Regions from separate parts of the Homo sapiens genome. Here region 2 is linked to region 1. Evidence: chromatin loops called from intact Hi-C (ENCODE). Cell type or tissue: tibial artery. All regions are shown on one strand. Links, peaks and the distances in the headings refer to the core of each region. The heading gives the core; the rest is flanking DNA.

What was found. Peaks named below come from ENCODE experiments on the same cell type or tissue, not always from the same donor. Only the 100,000 strongest peaks of a DNase experiment are listed, where the experiment ranks them.
Region 2: a loop joins it to region 1, with 4 times the contacts of the local background. A loop is called at or near these places in 2 of 110 quality-filtered maps.

Annotation. Positions count from the first base shown.
Region 1 is chr1:17,491,289-17,496,654 of GRCh38, forward strand. No RefSeq gene overlaps it. Among named protein-coding and RNA genes, the nearest start is that of ARHGEF10L, 46 kb to the right of the region's middle. RefSeq lists a silencer at 3,142-3,284. In tibial artery, for the core only: a CTCF peak has its summit at 3,171 (motif pointing right); no DNase peak of the experiment used is centred there.
Region 2 is chr1:17,670,545-17,675,910 of GRCh38, forward strand. The region is part of intron 26 of ARHGEF10L (Rho guanine nucleotide exchange factor 10 like); the gene reads left to right. Among named protein-coding and RNA genes, the nearest start is that of LINC02810, 44 kb to the right of the region's middle. In tibial artery, for the core only: no CTCF peak of the experiment used is centred there; no DNase peak of the experiment used is centred there; H3K27ac peaks cover 4,794 bases.

The DNA of each region.
Region 1 (5,366 bases), core at 221-5,220:
CTGGGGTTACAGGCATCCACTACCATGCCCAGTGAATTTTTTTGTTTTGAGACAGAGTTTTACTTTGCTGCCCAGGCTGAGTGCATTGGCAAGAACTCGGCTCACTGCAACCTCCACCTCCCAGGTTCAAGCAATTCTCGTGCCTCAGCCTCCTTAGTAGCTGGATTACAGGCACCTACCACCACGCCCAGCTGATTTTTAGTTCTTTTTAGTACAGACAGGGTTTCACCACCTTGCCCAGGCTGGTCTCAAACTCCTGAGCTCAGGCAATCTGCCCGTCTTGGCCTCCCAGAGTGCTAGGATTACAGGCATGAGCTGCTGCGCCTGGCCTTTTTTGTTTTTGTTTTTGTTTTTTGAGGTGGAGTCTCTCTCTGTTGCCCAGGCTGGAGTGCCATGGCATGATCTCGGCTCACTGTAACCTCTGTCTCCCAAGTTCAAGTGATTCTCCTGCCTCAGCCTCCCAAGTAGCTGGGACTACAGGCGTCCATCATCATACTTGGCTAATTTTGTATTTGTAATAGAGACGAGGTTTCACCATGTTGGCCAGGCTGGTGTCCAACTCCTGATCTCAGGTGATCCATCCGCCTCCACCTCCCAGTGTTGGGATTACAGGTGTGAGTCACTGTGCCCAGCCCATGCGAATATTCTTAATTCATGGCAATTGTTTTACTTGCCTGCTTTCCAGCTAGGTAAGGCCTGGGGACATGTGGAATTGGCAATGCCCTAGCTATGCTGAAAACAGTCAAATCTTATCAGAACATAACTTACCAGGTTTTACATTACAGTTAAAATTGCCAAAGAGTCACCATTGTAACATGCAATCAAGACTACTGGAAATATGGCTGGGCATGGTGGCTCACGCCTCTAATCCCAGCAGTTTGGGAGGCTGAGGCAGGTGGATCGCCTGAGGTTAGGAGTTCGAAACCAGCTTGGCCAACATGGTGAAACCCCGTCTCTGCTAAAAATATAAGGATTAGCTGGGCATGTTGGTACACGCCTATAATCCCAGCTACTGGGGAGGCTGAGGCAGGAGAATTGCTTGAACCCGGGAGGTGGAAGTTTCTGTAAGCTGATATCATACCACTGCATTCCAGCCTGGGTGACAGAGCGAGACTTCTGCAAATAGATTTACATGCAAGGTGTATAAGAACAGTAAAATGTGTTGTGGTTTTTTTTTTTTTTTGTAAAAGGTTATAAGAAGGCATGGAAATGTAAATTTTGCCTAGGGTTAAATGATTGTTTTGAGTTAGATAGAAAAAGCTGAAGGTTCAAAGAAGTGGTAGAAGAATTGGCAAAATTAATTTGCAGAAGAGGTTCTCTGTGTGAACATATTGACTAAATTCAAAAGGGTTATACAAAGTTTTTGCTTCTTTAAAATTTCTGAGTCATCGTTTTGGCAAAATAAAGAACTTACGGTAATCTGGAATTCCAAAATCAAACTTCAGTTTCAAAATTGTCTTTCCTAATGCCTGGCTTTTTGGATGGATCAGAGGGCCACTGAAAACATCCAGAAAGGAGGTAAACAGGATTATTCAACATGTTTAGGTACATGAGATTGCCAAAATGATGCTCAATCTTCTTTTTTTTTTTTTAATCTTCCCCAATTTAAATCTTTTAATTTAAAAGTAAACTTTACTGTCAAAAATGCAAACTTGGGGAGGGCAGAAAGATCACACACAAGGCTGCCACTTCACACCTGGAGGGTTGCACGGCGACCAGGCAGAGGCACTCCTCACTTCCCAGACAGTGCAGCGGCCAGGCAGTCAATCTTCTTTAGGTTATATTTTTGTGAATAGTACTAATATATATTCCAAAATGGTATGGGATTTCTAAAATTCCAATGTCTAAGTATATGCTATCAATTATAATTATGGCTATTATGCTAAGTTATTGTAAACCATAGAAGTAACCAAATTTGCCAGGCGCTGTGGCTCACGCCTATAATCCCAGCACTTTGGGAGGCCGAGGTGGGTGGATCACGAGGTCAGGAGTTTGAGACCAGCCTGGCCAGCATAGTGAAACCCCATCTCTACTAAAAATACAAAAAATTAGCCGGGCATGGTGGTGAGTGCCTGTAATCCCAGCTACTTGGGAGGCTGAGGCAGGAGAATCACTTGAACCCAAGAGGCAGAGGTTGCAGTGAGCTGAGATTGTACCACTGCACTCCAGCCTGGGCAATAGAGCGAGACTGTTTCAAAAAAAAAAAAAAAGACAATGAAAGGTGGATTGGGTGAATTAGGCAGCACACCCACACATAAAGTCATAATTTTTCTATTAGCTCCCTTCCCTAACTCTTTTCCTTCCCCTCTGCTCACTCTGATCCAGCCACACCTGCCCCCTTGCTGTTCCTTGGTCTGTCTCACCTTCTGTGTTCAGAGCCTTTGCCCTCTCTGTTCCTTTTGCCTGGAAGGCACTTCCCCCTGAAATTCCTTGGCTTATCAGAGCCCTCATTTACATTTCACTTCTGTGGGTTTTCTTTTTTCTTTTTTTTGAGATGGGGTTTTGCTCTGTCACCCAGGCTGGTGTGCAGTGGCACCATCACAGCTCACTTCAGCCTTGATGTCCGGGGCTTAAGGGATTCTCCCACCTCAGCTTTTCAAGTAGCTGGGATCACAGGTGTGTGCTATCATGCCTGGCTAATTTTTTAATTTTTTTTTGTAGAGTGGGGGTCTTTCTATGTTGCTCAGTCTGGTCTCAAACTCCTTGGCTCAAGCGCTCCTCCCTCCTTGGCCTCCCAAAGAGTTGGGATTACAGGCATGAGCCACTGCATCTGGCTCTTGGGTTTTCTTGATATCATGATCAGGGTGGCCTGTGACAACTACCCTGGCCAATGAAGCCTAAATTGTTTTGGTCCCAGAGACTTGAACTGAATCAGGCTACCTTTCATTCAATGCAGATCACCTCCTCCAGGAAGCCCTCTCAGACTGCCCAGGCTAGGTCAGGTGTTTCTCCCCAGCCCTCTGCTGATAACCCTTTCAAAATGGTTCATTTCCTCTGAGGGGATAAGAGAGGGGTGATGACTCATCCATTTCAGCATCCCCAGTGCCAGGCAAGGCCCAGAGGAGGTGCTCAAGAACCTGCTCTAGGCCAGAAGCAAAGGGAGGAAAGGAAGGCTCCTTTTGCTGGTCTTTTCCCTGCTGCCAGCAGAGGGCGCCTCCGCACCACGATTCTGCCCAGGTGGGTCCAGCCTCCAGTGGGGCCACAGCCAACCTCCTTGTCCTCAGGAGGCTTCCGGACAGAGGGGAGACCTCCTTTGTTCTCTGAGAACAAAGTGCTCAGGCCTTGGGTGCAGACACTGCTACCTGTGTGATCTTGGAGTCTGTGACTTTCCCATCTGACCCTTGATTTTCTCATCTATAAACTGGCTGTATTACCTTGGGGAGTTTGTGAGCTAATAAAATCATCAGTGCAGTGCTGAGCTTAGAGGCACCGCTTGCTAGCTGGGTAACCATGGACTAGTGATTTTGCCTCTCTGTGCCTCAGTTTCCTCGCCTGCAAAATGGGGATAATTGTAACCACCTCATAGGGCTGTTGGGACAATTAAATGAGTTATTCTATAAAATATGAAGCAGAGCGTCAGGCACATGGCCAGGGCTGTGTTATTATTTCCCTTTATTATCATTGCTGGTTGATGAGAGAATGTCCCAGCTCCAACTTTCACCTGCCATGTTGCACCCATGATGACTCCAGGGTAGAGGCTGTGACACCTTTTTTTTTTTTTTTTTAAACAGAGTCTTGCTCTGTTGCCCAGGCTGGAGTGCAGTGGCACGATCTTGGCTCATTGCAACCTCTGCCTCCTGGGTTCAAGCAATTCTCTTGCCTCAGCCTCCCAAGTAGCTGGGATTACAGGCGCCTGCCACCATGCCCTACTAATTTTTGTATTTTTAGTAGAGATGGGGTGTCTCCATGTTGGTCAAGCTGGTTTCGAACTCCTGACCTCATGGTCTGCCTGCCTCAGCCTCCCAAAGTGCTGGGATTACAGGCGTGAGCCACCGTGCCTGGACTTTTTTTTTTTTTTTTTTTTATCTGAGATGGAGTCTCGCTCTGTCACCCAGGCTGGAGTGCAGTGGCAAGATCTCGGCTCACTGCAACCTCCAGCTCCTGGGTTCAAGCGATTCTCCTGCTTCAGCCTCCCGAGTACTTAGGATTACAGGTGCCCACCACCACGCCCAGCTAATTTTTGTATTTTTAGTAGAGACAGGGTTTCACCATGTTGGACCAGGCTAGTCTCGAACTCCTCAGGTGATCCGCTCGCCTCGGCCTCCCAAAGTGCTGGGGTTACAGGCATGAGCCACCACGCCCACCCTTTTTTTTTTTTTTTTTTAGATGGAGTCTCACGCTGTTGCCTGGGATGGAGAGTACAGTGGCGCAATCTTGGCTCACTGCAACCTCTGCCTCCCAGTTTCAAGCAATTCTCCTGCCTCAGCCTCCCGAGTAGCTGGGTTACGGGCGCCTGCCACTACGCCTGGCTAATTTTTGTATTTTTAGTAGAGACAGGGTTTCGCCATGTTGGCCAGGCTGTTTCAAACTCCTGACCTCAGGTGATCCGCCTGCCTCAGCCTCCCAAAGTGCTGGGATTACAGGTGTGAGCCACTGTGCCTGGCCTGATTTTTAAATTTTTTTGTAGAGACAGGGTCTTGCCATGTTGCCCAGACTGGTCTCGGACTCCTGAACTCAAGCCATCCTCCTCCCTCAGCCTCCTAAAGCATTGAGATTACAGGCGTGAGCCACTGTGCCCACTCAGTCTTTTTTTTTTTTTTTTTTGAGACAGAGTTTCACTCTTGTTGCCTAGGCTGGAGTGCAATGGTACGATCTCGGCTCACCGCAACCTCCGCCTACCAGGTTCAATCGATTCTCCAGCCTCAGCCTCCTGAGTAGCTGGGATTATAGGCATGCGCCACCACGCCCAGCTAATTTTTGTATTTTGAGTAGAGATGGGATTTCTCCATGTTGGTCAGGCTGGTCTTGAAATCCTGACCTCAGGTAATCCGCCTGCCTCGGCCTCCCAAAGTGCTGGGATTACAGGCGTGAGCCACCGCACCCGGCCCATGGCATCTTAACATTGGAGAAAACAGCAGAAGCAGATGGGCAGTCTCTCACCTTTGCCTCTCCCTTCTTCCCTGATCAGACCATAAAGCTTTCACTGGGGAGGTGCCCTCTCTATTCCCAAAGGAAAGGAGCCAAAGACACAGAGATGCCAAGAAGAATCTGAACAATCAGGCCTTGCTAAGTCCCATTTCCACCGTCCTGCCACCCCTCACCGCCCCCTATCTATTATCATTAGATCAGACTCTTTTGTTCTCCAATTATACTTCTTCACAACTGCCTACTCTTCATCAAACCAAAGCAGAAAAGCACACAAATTT
Region 2 (5,366 bases), core at 59-5,058, 180 kb after region 1:
TGATAGCAGGCCTGCGGCACATGAGGTGTGCTCGGCTGCATGGAGGGCCAGTGCCCTGCAAGGCTGCTCCCTGACAAGGTGTGAGCTGGCGTCTCTGCCACCCTGGCTTGTGGGAGGACAACAGTAGTGACAGCGTGGGGCGTTGGGGACCCGGCTGGGCTATGAATACACATTATGCTATTGGATCTCCGCAACGCTGAGGAGTGACCCGCTGGGCCCATTTTACAGATGGGGATGTGGACTAGAAGCCAGGCCCTTTGGCTTGCAGTGTGCAGCCATGCTGGCCCCTTCCCACCACCAGGCCTTCACCTCTGTTGTTCCCTCTGCCTGGAGCACTGTTCCCCTCCTGTGTGGCTCTTCTTTAGCTTGGGTCTCGGCTTAACTGCCGCCTCCTCAGTGAAGCCACCCTGACTGCTCCAGCCGAGTCATCCCTACCCCTTCATGGTCTCAGCACATCACCCGGCTTTATTGCCTTCAGAGTGTTGGTCACTTTCTGCAATTATCTCCTTGAGTGCAGTTGTCCGTCTGCACCGGCGCCTCACTGCCTTGTTAACCAGTGAGTCCCAGGGCCGGGCACGGCGCAGCCTCTCAGCCAGTTAGGGGTGAGTGTGCCGGCACCTTCCTCCGCCACGGCGGAGCCGCCTGTGCAGGGCGGTCGCAGGGCCCTCGCAGGACTCTGCAGGAAGGTGAGATTCGGGGGGTTAGGCATTCTTTCTGCGCTGGGGCAGTTAGGGAAGTGTCCTGGGAAGAACTGTGCCTTCAAGGAAGTAGGGCAGGGAGTCCCCTCCCAAGAGAAGGGAGGGAGGAATTCGCAGAAGGGGCTTGTCCAGAGGGTCTGTGGCCAGTGGGGATAGTCCCTGCCTGGATGGCAGCCGGGGACAGATGGACAACAGTGTCACTCAAGGGTGAGAACCCTGCCTGGACCTGCACCCGCACCAGCCTTGTGGTGTTTCTATGGCAACCCCCTTCCCCCAAGCAGATTTTCAGCCTCCCTGGTGCAGTTGCAAGAAGCACAGGCCTGGGTCCTTCCTGGAAAGTGCTGGAACTCAGGGCAAGTGGCGTCAGCATTTGGACCCCAGGCCTGGTTCCTGCCTTGAGGGGCTGTGGTGGGGTTAACTGGGGCAGCCCCTCCCCCATTAGACCCGGGCTTCCCATCCTTGGAGAAGCCTGTCTGGACCATTTCACCTCCTACATACACCACAGCTACATGCTGACATCCTGGGGCCGGTTATGGGATTAACCAGACTGAAGCTGAGTAGGGTGGGACTGGGCCTGGCTGGCTCCCATTGTTACCATCCTATCCCCATGGCCCAAGGCCAGGCCTGACGCAGAGCAGGTGCTCAGTAAAGGGTGGTTAAGGCCAGAAGCCCCTCAGGGAGATGGGCTCTGTCTGTAATGTTTCCCCAAGTGGGGGGTGGGGGCATTGCAGAGCAGCTGACCGAGGCTTGGTTTTAACCGGCTTCGGAGCATGAAGGTGCTTCCTGAAGCGCGTGCGGTCAGCAATCTGCTCTGCATCTGATGCCTCCTGCCGGTACCTCTGCACTGGCCTCTCATACCGGCTCTCATGCTTTTTGTCCCTAAGCAGGACAGAGAAGAAACTTCTCTGGGCTCCTGAACACCAACAGCCCCTTGATTTCCCCTGCCCACCCCCCGCCCCAGCCGCCTTCCCCACCCTTAATTTTCATGTTTAGTGCCTAAACTTAGTTTGCATGTATTAGCTGTTGTAAATCTATCATACGAGTGTGATGCGGCATGAATAATGCATCACTGGGCTGTATTAGTTTTCTGTCTCCTATCTTATTTATGACATGAAACGGGTGGGAATTTGCAAAAGAGAAATTCAGGCGCAGGGCTTCTTGGGTAATGGTATGCAAATTGGCGTGAGGGTGAAAAGATGCACCAGGCCCTCCCAGCGCCCAGGAGCTGCCGAGGAGGAGCGCCTGGTGTCTGGGCCACTGCCAGAGCATGCAGGGTCTCGCGTCCTATCACTGCATGGAGTCGGCTCTGCTCGGCAGTTTGTCTTAATTTTTTTTGTTAATGTGTGTGTCATTGTGGTTGTCACCCTGTTATGTTTTTTAAATTAAAAGTTGGCAAGCAAAACTTGAGAAATGGATTTTCTAAAGATTGTGGAGACTTCCCAGGAGGCTCCGACAAGAACAAGTTCACAAGGAAGATGAGTGTTTTCCAGCATCAGGAAGGCTTGAAGTTAGATGTTCAGAAGGACTCCCTTTCAGGAAGTTTGTGAGGCATGGGAGGTAGGGGTGGGTTTGGGACCCCATAGGGCCTTCTTATGTGGAGGGTCAGAAATAAGTTGGCTGGTTGCAAACTCGGGCCTGGAGGGGGTGAAGAGCATCTCAAGGCATGTCTTGTGGGGCAGTAGATGGCTGAGGGTCAGGCCTCCAGGCCCCTCTCTCCTCACCTGGAGGAGCTCAGATCTTTCCTGTGTCTAGCACTTGGATTCCCCCCAACCAGAAGATTTAGGTGATGAAAAGATTTCATGATTTTAAAAAGAAGTTGGTCGCTGATGGCTCAGGGAACAGGCTTGGTGAAGCCTGACCTGGAGCAGGAGGGAACCTGGAGGAAAAAGGGAACCGGTACAGGGAAGGCGGATGAACAGACATCGTGGAGAGGACATATGGGACGGGAGGTGAGGAAGGGGAGCTGGCACGGCAGGGGCAGTCCTGTCCTTGTGAGCCACCCCCCAGTCTTAGCTGGTAGCAGCCAGCCCCCGATCCTCGCCTCCCCTCCACTCTGTGTGTCTCTTCCACATCCCCCTCCCCTCTGAGCCCGGCAGCAGGGAGAGGGGGAGGGCAGATGCCCAAGGGGCAGCTGCCCAGTCCTTTTGGAACTTGGCAAGGAACAAATAGAGCCATGGACATGGATCCGCTGAATGTCAGCTGCTAGGCTGAGGGCTTAATGCAGTGGAGGTCAGGCCCTGGGTGTAATTAGGGAGGCTCCCTCCCTGGGTGGTTGGGAAGAATGAATGAGGTCACATGTGCAGAGGGTGTAGGCTAGTGCCTAATGCACACTCAGGCAGAGTGGCCGCTACGCAATGGTCCTCTGTGAGCCTGGCAGCGGGGTAGCAGGGAAGGTCCACAGGAGGCAACCTCTGCAGGAGGCATTCCCGGCTGCCCCTGCATGCCTTGTCTGAGTGGGCTTGGATGGTGGTCAGTGTGGGCTCAGGGGCTGGGTTGGCTGGCCTTCCCACTGATGGCCTCAGTTTCCTTCCTGTAAAATGGGGGATAATTATAGAACCTGCCCCAGGACTAAGCAGCTCCGTGTACATGCAGGTCCCAGGGCTGTGCCTGGTGGGAGGAAGCACCACGTGTCAGTTGTTGTGTCATTGTGGTCACAGGACTTGCTCAGGGTGACTGGGACCACACACTCGTTGGTGGAGCCAGGATCTCAGGGTGCCTCTGATTCTGAAGCCCCCACCTGGTCTGCCGTCCTCTGCCCCATCAGCCCCGTGTTCCATTGGGTCTTGTGGGTGCGTATGTCCGCACCATCCTCCCTCCAGATGGCAAAATATCTGTGAGCAGGGCCAGTGTCTTATCCTCTCTGTATTGTCCTGCAGTGCAAGTACAGGCATTGACTTGGCTTCTCTCTCTCCTTTGCTTTCTTTCTCCCCAAAATCTCCCCTTTTTTCCCACGCCAGCTCTTCCCTTCTGCCTGACCCTGAGCCTTCCAGGGCTCCAGTTACCCCTGGGACCCTTGGTCCATGGTGTTTACATGACTAGTGGGCCCTGATTGGGGCTGCTGACCACAGGTGAAGACCGGGATCTTGGCTCCTCCCAGGTACCTGGGGAGAGAAGCGAGCTTCATAGAGTGGGTGGTGACACCAGCCCAGTGACAGCACAGGTCCTGCAGAGCAGGTGCCCCAATGAGGGAGTCTCACCCACAGGAGAGGATGCGGGTCAGCCGCATACACGTGCCCAGCTGTGAGGCAGACACACCTGCCACTGATCCGAGGAGCCCAGGAAGGAACCCAGGAGGGGAGCGAGAGAGGGGAGTGAGAGCGGGGTGGGCCAGGCTCTCTGGAGGGCATTTAGCGGGAGGGCCCCTGAGAAGCGTGAGCTGATGCCTGTGCATGCCTGTGAGAGGGTGGGAAACTGGTCAGTTATATTAACATAGTCACGTGCTGCATAGTGACTTTCAGTCAACAACAGACCACACATATTATGATGGTCCTATACGATTACAATACAGTATTTTACTGTACCTTTTCTATGTTTAGATATGTTCAGATTCACAAATACCATTGTGTTACAGTCGCCTGCAGTGTTCAGTACCGTCTCATGCTGTACGGGTATGAGGCCTAGGAGCAACAGGCTGTACAGCATGACTTAGGTGTGCAGTCAGCTTTACCGCCTAGATCTGTGTAAGGTCACTCTATGATCACATGACAAAATTGCCTAATGATGCCTTTCTCAGAACGGCATTATTCCTGTCGTTAAGCAACACGTGGCTGTATCATATAAGTTCTTGACTGTGGCTTGAGTCTTTTGGGCAATGTCCAGTTGGGAGCTGGGGGTCTGATCAAGCCTGGAAACCCCAACTCTCCCACTCCCCCTCCCCAGCCCTACCTGTTCTGGGTTGGTCCCAGCTTTGTGTTGGTCGCATCAATTCTGACCTTTCTTGCCCAACACCGCCCAGCAGTCTTGGATGTGGATTTACATGTGGAAACAGAACCACCCTTCCCTGCAGTTCTCACAGCCTATGTGGGAAGCAGGGCAACCGCCTTGGCTGAGCCATCCCACCCTGTGGCCTCCCCACCTCCCCGCACTGTCACCAAGGGGAACTTAGAGTCTCAGCCTCAAGATGTTGGTGATGCCCCCTCTGGCTAAGCACGGGCAAATGGGTGCTGAGCAGATACTGTGCACGTATGGGTGCAGGTGTGGGTGTAGGTGTGGGTGCAGGTGTGGGTACAGGTGTGTGTGCAGGTGTGTGTGTATAGGTGTGTGGGTACAGGTTTGTGTGCATGTGTGGGTGCAGGTATGGGTGCAGGTGTGCGTGCAGATGTGTGTGCAGGTGTGGATGCAGGGATGTGTGCAGGTGTGGGTACAGGTTTGTGTGCAAGTGTGGGGATAGGTTTGTGTGCAGGTGTTGGTGCAGGCATGGGTGCAGGTGTGGGTGCACATGTGGTACAGGTGTGTTCAAGTGTAGGTGCAGGCCTGTGTGCAGGTGTGGGTGCAGGTGTGTTCAGGTGTAGGTACAGGCATGAGTGCAGGTATGGGTGCAGGTGTGTTCAGGTGTAGGTACAGGCATGGGTGCAGGTGTGGGTACAGGTGTGTGTTCAGGTGTGGGTGCAGGTGTGGGTACAGGTGTGGGTGCAGGTGTAGGTGCAGGCATGGGTAAAGGTTTGTGTG